Regions from separate parts of the Homo sapiens genome. Here region 2 is linked to region 1. Evidence: chromatin loops called from intact Hi-C (ENCODE). Cell type or tissue: GM12878. All regions are shown on one strand.

Region 1 (8,000 bases):
AGCAAATTTGTGCACATTATGCAATATGGGTTTGGGAAACCGTCAGCAAAACCCAGCCAAGGGCTCTTCATTCAGTGAACCACAGACACTACCCTCCAGCATGCTCACCCTCTCCATCTGTCTGGGAGACTCATCCCTCCTTCTGGCTCACGTGGTAAAAAGATATAGGAGGTTTCTCTCTCTTGCTCTTCCTTTTGTACTTCTTTTGGTCACCCAAGCCCTAGCATGAGTTTCTACCTTTCCAAGTGAACCAACCAAATTGCTCTTGAGAGGGAAGAACATGTGGCTTCCTCTCAGAGAGCGCCAATACCCAGCACTACTCAGCTCCACATGGTTTATCTACGGGAAACCTTCCCTGTACTTTGATTCCTGGGAAAGGCTTTTTCCTTCCTATCTCTTGGACTTCAGAGTAGCAGAAAACCGTAATTCGTGAGAATAACCCAATCTCTTTCTTTAATTTTGCTATTTTGGATAAACTCTGGGTCCTCATGATCATGAAGGACACTTCTACTGCAGAGTTGCTTCTGTCCGTGTCATTGGAGTGGCTGTGGAATTCTATGCTGGATTTCCTGGTGGTCATATTCTTTTACAAAGTGGGGCTAATGAACCTTTTGGAATCATGGTCTTTGTGTCTTTGTTGAACATCCTTTGGATGTGGAAGCTTCATCGATTTGCTGCTCTCTGCCTTTCTTTACACTTTTCTTCCTCGGACTGGGGATTGAATGTTAAATTTGTATTTGCTCTTACTAAGTCATAGAGGCAAATCCATCTGGAAAAGACTAACAGTATCTTTCAAACATCTGCAGCCAATTACTCTAGCTTTCCCTGTGCCCGCAGCCGGTGGAGTTAGAATATCTGTTAGTGGATGCTCCTTCATATGTTTGTATTCTACAGGGTGCATATTTCTTGGGTTGAGGAGGCCCTGGGTCTTCTTCAGGTAGACTCTGTCACTTTTCCCATGGTCTAGTGTCAGAATGTAAGTGATGTTGAATTTGTCTTTATCGTGGGGTTTAGGAACATGTTAACTGCAGCTCCCGCATTCAGCATTACTTGGGCGTTTGATTATGAATGTTTTTATATATCTTTCTGGTATTCCAGCAAGGCTGTATAGCATGTCCCCTCTCTCTCACAAATTAGGAGTTTTATTATTTAATGGGTATGGACTTAAGTAGATTCTGTTATAAACGCTTGTATTCAAAAATCATTAGGTTGGAAAAATGTTATTTGGCTCTCAAAAGATGTGTATTGTGTTTATTTACTTTTACCAGAAAACACCATTTCATCTTTCCTTCACCCGTCTCCACCCCTCCATGTTAATGAATCTTTACAGAGAACCATGTTAATGATCTTTACAGAGAACCAGCTGCATGCCCAGCAGGTCTCCCAGGTTAGGAAACCATCAGTCTCTGGCTATAGGTAATACGCGGAGCCCTCGTACTGAGGTAGATGCTAGAAATAATAATTTTAAAAGTAAGGCAAAAATCTTGATTTTACTTTATACCCCCTATTTGATTTTGATTAAGTTTATCTTGATTTTTTTTGACCCAGAGAAAAGCGATACTTACCTCCCCAATGTTTTAGAGATAGTAATAGGGATATAAAAAGGAAAAAGAAAATATTACATAAAAGTTAATACCCATTTGGAATTTTACTTTCTCTTTCTTTTTCTTTTGTATGTCAATAGGGGAAAATGTGAACTTAGGTAAAGAATTCCCAATGCAATGTGCTATTTCTTTTACAACTTGTGTTTTGTGTTGGAACACTTCAAAATTAGGCATAAAACTCAAAGGAAAGTCTGAAAAATCAGAAACTGGAAAGTTAACATTGAAATGTCCGGGTAATTTTTAAAGACTGTTACTTGTTTCCTTTGTTCAAACACCATTTTCTGACTATTCTGAGCAAGATTTTATTTCTGGGTAACTACTAACTTTCAGTACCAAATGGCTTAATTTAGCACAGTAGGGCCGAATGAAGGTATTCCTGAGCTGTCTCATGTTCACTTGTGCAGGCTGAGCATGCCTTATTTTCAATAGACGAGAACTGAAACTCTGTAAAGCAATTTATGAAATTCTTTAAGAGAAAACAGATCTAAAAATATCACTATTGGCATAAGAACCTTACTAATTTCCGTGATCATCAAAATCTTGATTTCTGAAAATAGGTTTGTTCCCACCTATTTAAAATTAATTATCTGATACACTGGCATAGGAATTTGTATTACAAAGAAGATATATTTTAACAATAAACTGTAGTTTTCATTTAAAACCTACGTTTTCATAAATAATTAACTAGGCTAATTATTCCAAAAATTGATTAAACCCAGTGATTAGAGGCATTCTATTTTGGGGATTTTTTCCCCCAAATTCTTCTCCAAAGGAATCCTTCCAAGTAGATGTGCATTTTTCTGGATTTTTATGTTATTGTTTAAATATTGTCACCTGAACAATTACTTAGTTTGAAGTAAGTTCTTTCAAAATGGCAGTGAAATAGTGAATCAAGCAAAAGGAAATTTATTCTTAAATTCTTATCTCACACACCTTCAATAGCTTCTTGTTTCCTCCTGATTAAAGAACAGTAGACATTTGATAATTGATACTGATTAGAATTGTGCCCACTTATTAGCAAAAGCGAAATCCGTGTCATCTAGTAAATGAATACGTTTTTTCAAGGCTCATGGAACTCATAGTCATCCTGACGGTGGCTTTCTTCTTTTACTGTTTTGTCTTCACATATGCAGAAACTTTCTTGTCACCTTATTATGTTTAGCCATATAGCTACTTTTGTATTCATTTATTCAATAAATATTTATTACATACCTTCTACGTATTAGTTGTTCTAGAGCAGGGATCCCCAACCCCTCTGCCATGGACAGTACCAGTCCCTGGCCAGTTAGGAACCTGGCCGCACAGCAGGAAGGAGATGAGCCATGGGTGAGTGAGCATTACCACCTGAGCCCCGCCTCCTGTTAGATCAGCAGCGGCATTAGATTCTCACAGGAGCGCAAACCCTGTTGTGAGCTGCACATGCGAGGGATCTAGGTTGAACGCTTCTTATGAGAATCTAATGCCTGATGTTCTGAGGTGGAACAGTTTCATCCCAGAACCACCCCTGCCCCCGGTCTGTGGAAAAACTGTCTTCCATGAAACCAGTCCCTGGTGCCGAAAGGGTTGGGGACTGCTGTTCTAGATAAGGGAGACTCCAGGTGAGTAAAAGAGTAAAGCAGATGTAGAGTTCATGTGCCAGCAGGAGAGACAAAAGCAATCAGACAAATACAAATGAAAATTTCATTACAAATTATGGTGTAGCTACATCAACAAACTATGGTTGAGATCCAGAATAATGGGAGGGGTTGCCATTTTAAATAGATTGGTCAAGGAATGCCTCTTGAAGAAAGTACCATTTGACATGGGACCCAAATGTGACAAAGAATCAACCATCTGAAAAATTAGAGGTAGAGTCCATTCCAGGTAGAGTACAGAGAGTGTGAAAAGGCTCTTGCGTGGGAAAGAGACTGGCATGTTCACCAAATGGGGAAACACAAAAAGATGGCTGTGGCTGAAGCATAGTGAGAGAGAGAGGCATGGAGTACGATAGAAGAGGAGTCTAGGTATGCAAATAAATACGGGTCTTGGTAGACAGAGTTTTCATAGGCTGCGGTAAGGAGATAGGATTTTATATTAAGTGTTTTATTTTATTTATTCTATTTTAAGGCAATCAACAAAATTGTTCAAGTATGCAAGTGACAAAATCTAATTTATGTCTTAAGAAGATCATTTATTTTGCTGGAAAGAAACCAACTGTAGGAATTTGACAACCACGTGAGGGCTGCTGTAAGTGGTAGATGATGAAAGTCTAGTTCAAGTTGATGGCAGAGAATGTATATCAATTCCTTATGTATCTTGGAAATACAGTACACATGACTTGCTGATGGATTACGTATAAGGCATGAGGGTGGGAACAAAGATGACTTTTACATTTCTGGTTGGAATGGTTGGCCGGGAGTGCCATATCCTAAAAAGGAGAAGGCTAGATTTGGGACCAATTGGGCATCAGGACTCAAGTGTTTTATTTTGCTCATTCTAAGTTTGCAGCGTCTTTGAGACACCCAGGAGAAAATGCCAAGCAGACAGTTTGAAATGTGAGGCTGGATCTCAGAAGTAAGACTTGGCCTAGGGATATAAAATGATGTTTAAATCCATGGGCCTACAATCACTGTAGACTGTACAGTTATTACAGAGTTTAGTAGATTATAAAGCTTCCTGTCTTATATGAGCCTTTAAACTTTGAGTAGGTGGATCAGCCAAGGGAAGAGACCTAGCAGCACTCTCTTTTAACTAGTTGTCCTCAAGAAGGCATTTTTTAAAGTGTGTTATGACACAAGATCAAATTCCTTTTTTTTCTTGGAGCATCTGAAACTTGGATACAGCCTCAGAATAAATAATACATTATTAAATGGTCTATAATGAGGACCCCTAGAACTTTGTTAACCTTTCATGGGAAAATTCTGGTGTATTTTCACTCACATTTTAAGGGCCCAATCAAACAATAAGTGAACAGATCATGCAGCTTCCTAAGGGGAGGTAGAGAAGTCCCACCTGGATATGAGCAGCTCCTCCACTAACATACCATAATGATGTGGAGCAGGAGGTCTCTATCCATGAATCTCAGGCTGTGCTGCCTACCAACTGCCCCTCAACAGGCTTTGGGCTACCCATCTGGGTTGCTGGTGGCGATTGCTGGCTCTGGAATCCGTTTTTTATGACCTAGTAATCAGGAGGAAACTGGTTTCATTTCCCTTGACCCACTTTCGTCAGGGGAAATTGAACTTTCGGTTCATGAGAAGAGAGCCATCAGTTGAATTTCTCCTTTTAAGGGTTTCTAACCAAAACAAGTGACAACAACAAATCAGTAACTGATTAAAAACCAACTACCTCAATCGCCTTTGTAGTGTGACTTTTTTTCTTTAAAAATATTTTTAGACCAAATAAAGAGGGTACGGTATCAAAGCCATGTGTAGATGTGGAGGGAATGAGGCTGGACTGCTTCTCCATTACAGTAAACTACTGTTCTGGAGACATTCAGAAACTCCTTAGGCTCCCATGAGGTAAATGTTTAGCCCAAGAACATGCGTTTCTGGGAGCATACCTTAACAAAGGGTGTAGATCTGTCTGACCAAGAGGCAAAATAAAAGTCAGTATTTCTACTTGAGCAATCCTGAAGGTTTATGCTTCTAGGAAGGACCAGGTTATTTAAATTGCAAGCTGGAATTCAAAAGGGATGTTATGGGCTATGTAGTCGCTTCTTCAATTTCCTTCAAGCTAAGGGGATCTTCACCAATCAGTACCACAGAAATCACCGAAAATAGGTGTCAGCCAGCTATGGATTGGGGTGAATATTACTCGGCATTTGAGGTAGCAAAGAAATAACCACTGAGTGAACACTAGAGGATGGTGAAATAGGTAAATAGGACTATTTCTTAAGCAAGAAATTGAGATGCTAGAAATTAAGAAACCCCACCGTGGGTCAAACTGGCCAAAGGCAAAAGCAGGATGAAGAAAGCAAACTTTCTGAGCACATCTTCCGCAACTGGACTCTGCCATTTTTATTAAATGAAGGAAGGGTGGGAAAAGTGACCCGGTTGAGTTTCCCTAGTTGCAGAGGCCTCCTGCTCAGTGCTGTTGAAAAACAAATGCTTGCATTTGAGAAAGTGATTGCAGGAGGAGCATCTTCCTTGGGAAATATATATGTCTGTTTTGTGACATAGATAAGCTCTTCTGGGAGATTATGTTTATCTGGCTTAAAGCAAATTTATATAAAAAGGATACACTGGACTTGATTATATGTGTCAATCGGGATAGGCTAAGTTAAATTCAGGTAACAGTGTGTTTAAGGTATATGACCATTCTGTACTACTGACCGTACCAAGCTTCTTTCTTCCAAGATGAGCGCAGGCTGATGGAGCAGGCCCAAGAGGAGCACTTCCAGTTACAGGTCAGAGGCAAAAGAGAACATGGAGGAACCGTGAAAAACAGTGTTAAAGATCTCAAAGCTTTGCCCAGGGGCCTCTAGAACTGCCTATGATTTTTATAGAAATTTTATTCATAACTGCCAAAAACTGGGAGGCAACCAAGATGTCTTCCATCAGTGGATGGATAAACTGTGGTACATCCAGACAGTGGAATATTATTCAGCTATCAAGCCACAAAAAGACATGAAGGAAACTAAATCCGTACTAAGTGAAAGAAAATAATCTGAAAAGCCTATGTACTGTATGACTCCAACTGTATGACGTTCTAGAAAGGTCAGAACAATGGAGATAGTAAAAGGATTTGTGGTCACCAGGGGTTAGGAGGAATGGAAGGATGAATAGGTTGGGCACAGAGAATTTTTAGGGCAGTGGAACTATTCTATATGATACTACAATGGTGGACACATGTCATTATACATTTTTCAAAGCTCGTAGAATGTGCAACACCGAGAATGAGCCCTGATGTAGAAACTGTGGACTTTGGGTGATAATGATGTGTCAATAGAGGTTCATCAATTACAACAAGTGTACCACTGTGATATGGGATGTCAGTAGTGTTGTGAACATGTGGGGACAGGGGTGCATGGGACCTCTGTCCTTTCCTTTCAATTTTCCTGTGAACCTAAAACTGCTATAAAAACATAAGATTTATTAATTAAGAAAAAAGGGGGAGGAATACATCTTTTTTTTTTTCACACAATTTGTTATGGGCCAACATGGTATGGGGACATATATTCTCTCCATAAGGAAGGGCAGAGAATATTTTGGAGAACAATACAATACACTATTAGAATGTATTTCTTAAGATCAAAAACCATACCTCATTTAGCCCTGTAGCCACTGGAGGGACTAACACAGTGCCCTACATGTAGCTGATGTTCAGTTAAATTAAATGAATTAATCTTGAAGTAGAAGTATCTTAGAAACATGAAGGAAATAGACATCTAGATTTAATAATGAAGACTATTCACCAGTAATATTTAAACTATGCATTATTAATTGCAGGTTATAGTAATTGATGTGCATCTTAATAGACGTCATTGTGTGCCAACAGCAAACTCGTGACACAGAATATAACAGAATAATGCAGTTGCTCTGAAAGCACATTGGAGATGTACATCAATTTGCGTATAATGGGTAGTGTGAACTAGTTCATTGGAATAACTTCTATTTTGACTATAAAAGGTACACATCCCATTGTAGTAATTTTGGATAATCCATGAAGATAAAGAAGAAAATAAAAATCATTTAATTTAACCAATCATAGAAAATCATTCTACAGTCAATCTGTTTTTGCTGTCACCATTCAGTTGCTTTATACAATTTTCCATTGTAGTAAATTACACAGAACATTAAATTTACCATGTCAGCCATTTTTAAGTGTACAGTTCAGTAGTGTTAAGTACATTCATATTTTTGTGCAATCAGTCTTCAGAAATTTTTCCTCTTACAAAACTGAAACTCTATGCCCATTAAAGAACTCCCCATTTTCCCCTACCCGTACCCCTTGGCAGCCATCATTCTACTTTATTTCTCTTGCTGTGAATTTGACTATTCTAGACACTTCATTTAAGTAGAATCATAAAGTATTCATCTTTTTGTGACTGGCTTATTTTACTTAGTATAATGTTCTCAAGGTTCATCCGTGTTGTAGCATGTGTTAGAATGTCCTTCCTTTTTAAGGATGAATAATAATTCATAGTTTCTATATATCATATTTTGTTCATCCATTCATCCATCAATGATCAGTTGTGTTGCTTCCACTTTTTAGTTATTGTGAATAGTGCTACTATGAACATAGGTGTACAAGTGTCACTTCAAGACATTGCTTTCAATGTTTTTGGCCATATACCCAGAAGTGGAACTGCTGGATCTTATGACAACTCAATTTTTAATATTTTGAGGAACTGCCAAACTTTTTCAGAGTGGCTGTACTATTTTACACTCCCGTCAACAGTAGACAAGGGCTCCA
Region 2 (8,000 bases), 73 kb after region 1:
ATTATGTGTTAATTCTATTTTTATCTTTTAAGAAACCTCCATACTGGTTTCTGTAATAGCTGTGCTAATTTTTATTCTAATGGTGTACAAGGGTTTCCTTTTCTTCATGTTATTTCTCAAATTTATCTTTTGTCTTTTAGATAAGACCCATTTTTACAAGTATAAGGTGATATCTCACTGTAGTTTTATTAGCCTCTTCCTGATGAGAGTTATGATGAGCATTTCTTCACATATCTATTTACTATAGGAATGTTTTCTTTTGATAATTGTCCCTTCAAATCCTTTGCTCGCTTTTTAATCAGATTATTTGTTTTCTTGCTATTAAGTTCCTTATGTATTCTGGATATAAACCTTTCATCAGATGTGTGGTTTGCAAATATTTTCTCCCAATCTGAGTTGTTTCTGCAGTCTCTCGTTTCCTTCTCCATGCAGTAGCTTTTTCCTTTTTTTTTTTTTTTTTTTTTTTTTCTGTGCCCAGGCTGGAGTGCAGTGGCACAAACTCAGCTTACTGCAATCTCCGCCTCCCGGGTTCATGCCAGTCTCCTGTCTCAGCCTCCTGAGTAACTGGGACTACAGGCGCCCGCCAAAACGCCTGGCTAATTTTTGTATTTTTTCGTAGAGACGGAGTTTCACCATGTTAGCCAGGATGGTCTCGATTTCCTGACCTCGTGATCCACCTGCCTCGGCCTCCCAAAGTGCTGGGATTACACGCGTGAGCCACCACGTCTGGCCTCTATGCAGTAGCTTTTTACTTTGATACAATCCTATTTGTCTATTTTTATTTTTGTTGCTTGTACTTTCAGAGAGTGATATCCAAAAATAATTGCCCAGATTACTGTTGTGGAGCTTTCCCCCTATGTTTTCTTCTAGCAGTTCTACAATTTCAGGTCTTACGTTTAAGTATTTAATCCATTTTAGTTTATTTTTATATATGGTTTGTGATAAAGAATCCAGTTTTATTCTTCTGCATGTGGATATCTACTTGGGTTCCCAACATCATTAAGTGAAAAGACTGACCTTTTTTCATTATGTATTCTTGGCACCTTTGTTGGAAAGCAATTAACTGTAAATGTGTGAGTTTATTTCTGACCTCTCCTATTCCACTCCCTTTGTTGATGGTTCTCTTCTTATGCCAGTACTATGCTGTTTTTATTATTATAGTTTTGTAATGCTTTTCCCTTTTTCTTTCTTTCTTTTTTTTTCTTTTTTTCTGAGATGGAGCCTTGCTCTGTTGCCGAGGCTGGAGTGCAATGGCATAGTCTTGGTTCACTGCAACCTCAGCCTCCCGGGTTCAAGCCATTCTCATGCCTCAGCCTCCCATGTAGCTGGGATTACTGGTTCCCCCCACCACACCTGGATAAATTTTGTATTTTTAGTAGAGACAGGGTTTCACCACGTTGACCAGGCTGGTCTCGAACTCCTGAGACCTCATGTGATCCACCCCCCTAGGCCTCCCAAACTGCTGAGTTTACAGGCGTGAACCACCCTCACCCAGCCTGTAATATATTTTGAAGTCAGGTAGTAGGATGCCACCAGCTTTGTTCTTTTTGCTTGAGACAACATCTGGCCTCATGCAAAAAGAAAATATTTATAAAAATTGTTTCAAGGTGTACGCTTAATTTACTTCTCCTGCCTCATTTTGTTACATAATACCTAGAAACAAGAAATGTCTTAACTGATAAAATATAGTAAGTTCTTGTAGCCATTTCTAAAGTCTTATTATTTTGTATTATTTAACCGAATTGGTTTAGTATTTGTTTCAGATGGTCTGCTCTGAATTTTCTAGGAGTGTTCAAAGCCTGTTTTCAGTATCTGCATGGATACTTGAATTCTGGAAATCATTGCTGTCTGTATAGTTGGATTTTAATGTGAATAGGATCTGTGGGGTGGGGACTACTTTTAAGTTGGAAGTTGCTAGAGATAAACTTTCCAGTACTATGTGAAGCCACTCTGGTGTTTTTCACTGTAGTAGAGAATAAATGACAAACTACCCTCATGCTCAGACTTGAAGCTGTTGAGTGATTTTCTGTAGTTACATTCTTTGTCAATGATTGAGTACTTTTACTATGATCATAAAATCTAGTAACAGGTGAAATAATAATGATGCTGTATCATAATACTTGTAATTAATGTTTTATGGCTAAGTCAGATTGATTCTGTGTAAATCATTTCCACTAACTCATTTTATGTTAGCATTAATCTTACATATTTATAAATTTACAGTGAACATTAGGTGCTGACAATATCCAGGAGTCTCTCATCTCAGTCTGCATATGGAAAATGATGTTTTTGTTATCTGCAGGAGACTGCAGAGTCCTCAAACTAAGAGATGAGAAAAAGGGGATTAATAACAGCACTTTCAAAATATTTTTCTTTTATAAATGATGACGAAGTTAATAAATATTTTTCATTTGCACTTAGAGATATTTACTCAAAAATGTCTATTTTTCCATCCTGAAATTCTGGAATTAAAAGTGTTATGAAGGTTATTTTAATATCAGTGCCCAGAAAGGCTTTATTAAATTCCACAATACACAATAAATACTAGGGCACTATTGGCCTTTGGTAATTTTTCATTTTCATTAAACGTCTCAGAATTGTGAAGTATTCTTTTTTAATCTTACGGGTTTTCTTTTTGCATTGGTATTGTGTGTGTGTGTGTGTGTGTGTGTGTGTGTGTGTGTGTGTGTGTGTAAAATTGTAATTAGGGTTTCCACCACAGATGTTTTAAAGCTTGGAAAGGGCAACTTTAATTCCTTATGCATGAGGGCAAGAGTGAATTAAAATCAGAGCTTTTGATTGTGTTTACAGGAGAGTGAATGAGGGGACTCAGGCACATTGATTATACAGTTCCGTGTTTCACATCTTGCCTGTTGGCTTTCTGTATTTGCCTCCCACTCAGTTTTGCTACTGCTTTGGCTAAGAAGAGAGTCACAGTGTACTGTGGGGCTGTGTTAAAGAGAACAAGAGATTATAACTCATGAGACAATGACAGAATATATCATTTATAGAGCTCTAATAAAAAATAAATATATTTAATTCAAATAACTTTAAAAAGTAACTCCAATTTACCTGTTCAGCTTGAGTGCATCTAGAAACAAAAAGGGAACTCATCAAATGGGCATCTTTTTCCATATTTGGAGTTGTTATGGTCACTTCCCTTAGCCCACCAGCTAAAATGACGCAAGCAGCTGTGAAAATCGTGGGAGGAAGAAACAGAGAATGAGCAGTTAAACAGTATCTCACTCTGTCTTTCTCATAATTGCCTCCTTTCAAAGCATGATGTTTAGGGGGAAATGCCCCTAGGACCTTCTACTCTGCTCTCATTACCTTTCTGAATGGCATTCTTCTGAAATTTAATTAACATTGGATTATTAAATTCTCACAAGAAGGTTATAATAGCAAAGACAAGGTTGGAGGGAGAATGGAGGGGAGACAAGTGATGGATGGGGTTCCCTCCCAGAGTGGGAGGGCTGAGACCCCAGAATGAGTGGTTGGAGAGGCCTCAGAATTGAGGAGAGAAGAGGCAAATGTGTATATGAAGGAATGAGGGAGGCTGGAATTTCCTCTAAATATTGCTGAGTCCTATTCCCAAAATTCAAATGTGATTTTCCTGTTTAGAAACTTTCAGTGACTATTGCCTAAGCCAGATGGGGATTTAATGACACAAAATGCCAATCAGTCTCATCTCTTACTAGTTTTTCATTCTCACTTTAGTACTGTCCCTTGAAATGCTGAATCCTGGGCACAGTAAGTAGATTTGAGCCTTTTCAACAACCGACTTCTCTGCCTCTGTTCTTGTCAATTTTTATGAAAATCTTCTGGACCCACTTAAAATGTCTCCACCTTTCTATATCATTCTACAATAGTCATCTTCAAGAATTAAAGTTAATTTCTCCTCCCAGGATCCCCCTTCTGATTATTAATATGACCCTAATGGAGCTTGTCTCATATACTAGTTGTATTTGTTTGGTCCCCAAACTAGACTGAGTACTCCTTTGTTCAGCCCTCATGTTGTTTAGCATAATTAGACATCCACTAAATGTTTAAATTAGGATATACAGAAGAAAATAATTTAGGACAATATAATCGCTAAAAATCAAAGCATGAAGGGCTACATAAGATAGTGTTACTGTTCTTTTGTTCCAGAGGTGATACATTTATAAATTTTTAAACTGTTACCACAGAGGTAGCTCTTAGTAAAACAAGTATATGCTAGGAATTTTGTTTTAAAAAAGCCATAGATATATCTTTTTAAACTAATTTATTTTTTACCTCACAGATAACAATTGTATTTATTTATGGTGTGAAACATGATGCTTTGATATATGTATACATTGTGGAATGGCTAAATCAAACTAATTAAAATATCCGTTACCTCACACTGTTATAATTTTTTGTGTTATGAAAACATTTTAGAATCCATTCTCATAGCAACATTTAGGTATATAATACATTGTTATGAACCATAGTCACCTTGTTGTACAATAGATCTTTTGAACATATTCCTCCTATCCAACTGAAATTTTGTGTCTTTAAATGAAAACATCTACATTGTCTTAACCAGAAGCCCTGTAAAATGTTTTTGATATTAATAATGATAAACATATGACAACTTCAGTACCTGGATCTAAAAGATTATTTTCAGTGTAATGCCCTTATTTAAACAGATGAGTACACTGAGTTTTTTTATTGAAATATGGTGACATATGATGCACATTCTTAATGAAGTTGCAAATAGAAAATGACATTTTCTGAAAAATAAATAAAGGAGACCTTGCTATCCCTGATTTCTTTTTCTCAAGATGGAACTCCTGCATCGACTCCAGAAAAGCCTTTGTGTGTATATCCTACCAATTCTTGCCCCGATCTGTTCTTTCATGCATTAGAAGGAATTCCAAGCAGGTCCACATTGTAAGCAAAGGCTTAATGCATTGTTCTAGATTCAGCCTGCACTTGAATTGGTCTTTGATTTTTATATCATGTTACAACTTTCAGATTTCCTACCGTTTTTCAAGCAGGGCAGCTTCATGGTTTAACAGCTCACATCTTAATAATTCTTATTCTCTATACGTATTTGTAAATTTTGCCGTGTCAAGCAATAGAAATGCACTGAATTTTCTTTCAAGCTATGAATGGTGAAGCCACAGAGGAATGTTTTAGTGATGCTGGAAATAAAAAGTTTTCTGGGAAGTATTTGAGCCATTTGCCATATTTGGGTATTATGGTATGTCTTTCTTTTTTAATATCACTTTCTCATAGCTGGGAAATATTTCTTTTAAAAGGAAAGCTTTTATGGCCAGGCATGGTGGCTCATGCCTGTAGTCCCAGCACTTTGAGAGGCTGAGAAGGCCTGGCCAACATGGTGAAACCCTGTCTCTTCTTAAAATACAAAAATTATCTGGGCGTGATGGTACGCGCCTGTAATCCCAGCTACTCAGGAGGCTGAGGCCGGAGAATCGTTTGAACCCACGAGGCGGAGGTTGCAGTGAGCCGAGATCACACCACTGCACTCACATTCTGGCCGACAGAGTGAGATTCTGTCTCAAAAAGAGAGAGAAAGAAAAGGAAAGCTTTTAGCTCTTTTTATATATTTTACTTGTTGTTCTATAACTGCCCAATGGCAATAGCTGTTAAGGTTTGTGTTTGATCATCCTGGGGATCAAGTTCCAATTATGCTTCAGCTCTATGCCTTTCTTCCCCATCCTGTATCTGCACTTGAGATTCGAGAGGAAAACAAAAGAGATACTTAAATAGAAACAAGTTTCTGGGTGAATAGGGAGTATGCAAACTTTTTAATATCTGAATTCAGTGAAACAGTTATTCATGAAAGAGTGACTGTACAGCCCTGGAAAACATATGTTTCCTTCAATCCTTTCACTGCTAACTTCAGAAACAGAAAATAGAGCAAGAAGTACACTCCTTTATTGTGACAGTGTACAAGAAACTACATGGAATAGAATTTCAAAGGTAATTCTATGTCATGATACCTTAAAATTATCATGGATCTGATTTTTTTCTATGTCATGACCTGTCAGGTGGTACTAGCGTAGCAAACATGTTACAAGTCCAGCTCAGTGAGCAGAACATATCATTTGAAAAAGATGGTAATAGATGAAGAATTAAATAAGCCGGTGAATGTGTCAGTAACAAGGATGTGACGGCCCTACATGAATAGGTGTCCCAACAGGTGGTAAAACCATACAGTGAGGAATCTAAGGTCATCAGTAGGACTGTGAACATGGATGTGAAATAGGAAGGCATCCAGCGCTCTCCTTTCCCCCCTACATTTTCACATTTTGCGTGGAAATATTAAAACCTGACCTGATTTCAAAATAGGCCAGTGACATCTCTGCTGGTGGTATCTCATGTCTAGGGTATCTCCAGCAGGGACCTCACCAGTAGACCTGGGTGTAGGTCATGAGGGAAGGAGGACAGAAGCAGAGGAGGGACTGCTGGTAGAAAAAGCCAACGAAACCCCTAAATTCCTGCAAGGTCGGGGGCAACCGCAAATTGATGTCCCTATCCTAAATAAGCTGGAGAGCTCAGCAGGGATATGGACATGGGAAAAAATTATAAATCTAGTGGCCAAATTGTGGCATACAGTCAGTAACCGGACTCAGGAAGAGATTGATCCTGCTAATTTAATCACATCGGGGCACAGTACAGTGTGAGAACAAAGTGTCAAGTGTTCAGTTCGACGGCCTTAAATCCTCCCTGCACATAGTCAGGATATGGCTGCAACCATGCAGAGAGAATGTAGAGTGGCAGGAAACTGTACAGAGGCCAACACTGTTCTCAGAGGCCTCCATCATTGTTGTCTTCTGTGCTTGGGGTGCCCTCTACTCTTACATGTCTCTCCAGGGCACACGTGGAGCCATAGGAGAGGACCGTGGTTTTCTGGGATATCTCTGAGTAAGACTGTGTCAGAGTGGCAGTTTCATTGAAGCAGGCTTGCTAACTACAACTGTGCCACCCGACCCTGCCTGATTCCCATCTTCCCCATCAAACATGTGACAGCACTTTCTACAGGATGGAGAGTAAGAGGTAGAGCCACTTGTTTTCTATAGTGTACGGCTGTGCATGGCAACCAGAACTTGTGGTGTTTTCGTATGCAATATAGAGTTTAAACAGTTAATAGGCGGTTACTGTCATTATTACTTTCAGCCTACACGATGCCATGTAACACACGGATCAATAGGCATTAGCAGCTCAAAGTTAATGAGAGAGGTTTAGGGAAGAATTTTATGATGGATCCAGTTGGGCTTAAGAAATAGGCTTCTGGTTTCCCTTTTAGTCCATCATATTTTCAACTAGTAGTTAAAGAAGGCATAGATAGCAATGAAACCAGATTGTACAAAAAAATTCATTCTTAGTTCTGTTTGTGTTTATACCTTATGTTTTTCTTTGTGTTTATAGCAAGAACCTGTGGTACAGTTTTTGATAAATTTTTAATAGTGATAAAACCCAACCGTCCTATGAACTCCTTAGGCCATCTCATGGGAAAACCATCAGTTCAGCCATTCATTCAATCAGTATTTTTTGAGCACTTACTATGTGCTGAATATTGTGCTTTTTCACTCATTTCTGCTTCAGAGTCAAAAAAATTACTATGATGTATCATGCAAATGTTAGAGGCAAATAATCTGAATATTTAGGAAGTATATTTCAAAAGTTTGTGTAATTTTACCAGTCTTTAAAATATCTGATACCTGGGCTGAATTAGCTTTCATTAGTTTAAGTTTGCAAAACACTGTATTTCAAAATTAATTGACCTTCAGACTAATTTAGAAGGGATAATTGTAATGAATTTGGTAATTATAAGCATAATAAATTGCATTCAATGTATAATACTTAAAAGATTGTAACTTTTTACTTGTCTACTTCTAGAAAGCAATTGAGGTAATTTAGAGTTTTGAAAGTTATATAAGTCAATATAATTTGAGAGTGGTTAAAATATAAATCAAAAGCTAATTAGCAGGAGAAAGGGAATTGCCAGG

Evidence for each region. Peaks named below come from ENCODE experiments on the same cell type or tissue, not always from the same donor. Only the 100,000 strongest peaks of a DNase experiment are listed, where the experiment ranks them.
Region 2: a loop joins it to region 1, with 5 times the contacts of the local background. A loop is called at or near these places in 2 of 110 quality-filtered maps.

What each region holds. Positions count from the first base shown.
Region 1 is chr18:4,388,888-4,396,887 of GRCh38, reverse strand. All of the region lies in intron 1 of DLGAP1 (DLG associated protein 1), which reads left to right. Among named protein-coding and RNA genes, the nearest start is that of DLGAP1, 62 kb to the left of the region's middle. In GM12878, no CTCF peak of the experiment used is centred here; DNase peaks (open chromatin) are centred at 1,957 and 4,827; H3K27ac peaks cover 538 bases.
Region 2 is chr18:4,315,412-4,323,411 of GRCh38, reverse strand. The region is part of intron 1 of DLGAP1 (DLG associated protein 1); the gene reads left to right. Among named protein-coding and RNA genes, the nearest start is that of DLGAP1-AS5, 55 kb to the right of the region's middle. In GM12878, no CTCF peak of the experiment used is centred here; a DNase peak (open chromatin) is centred at 3,201.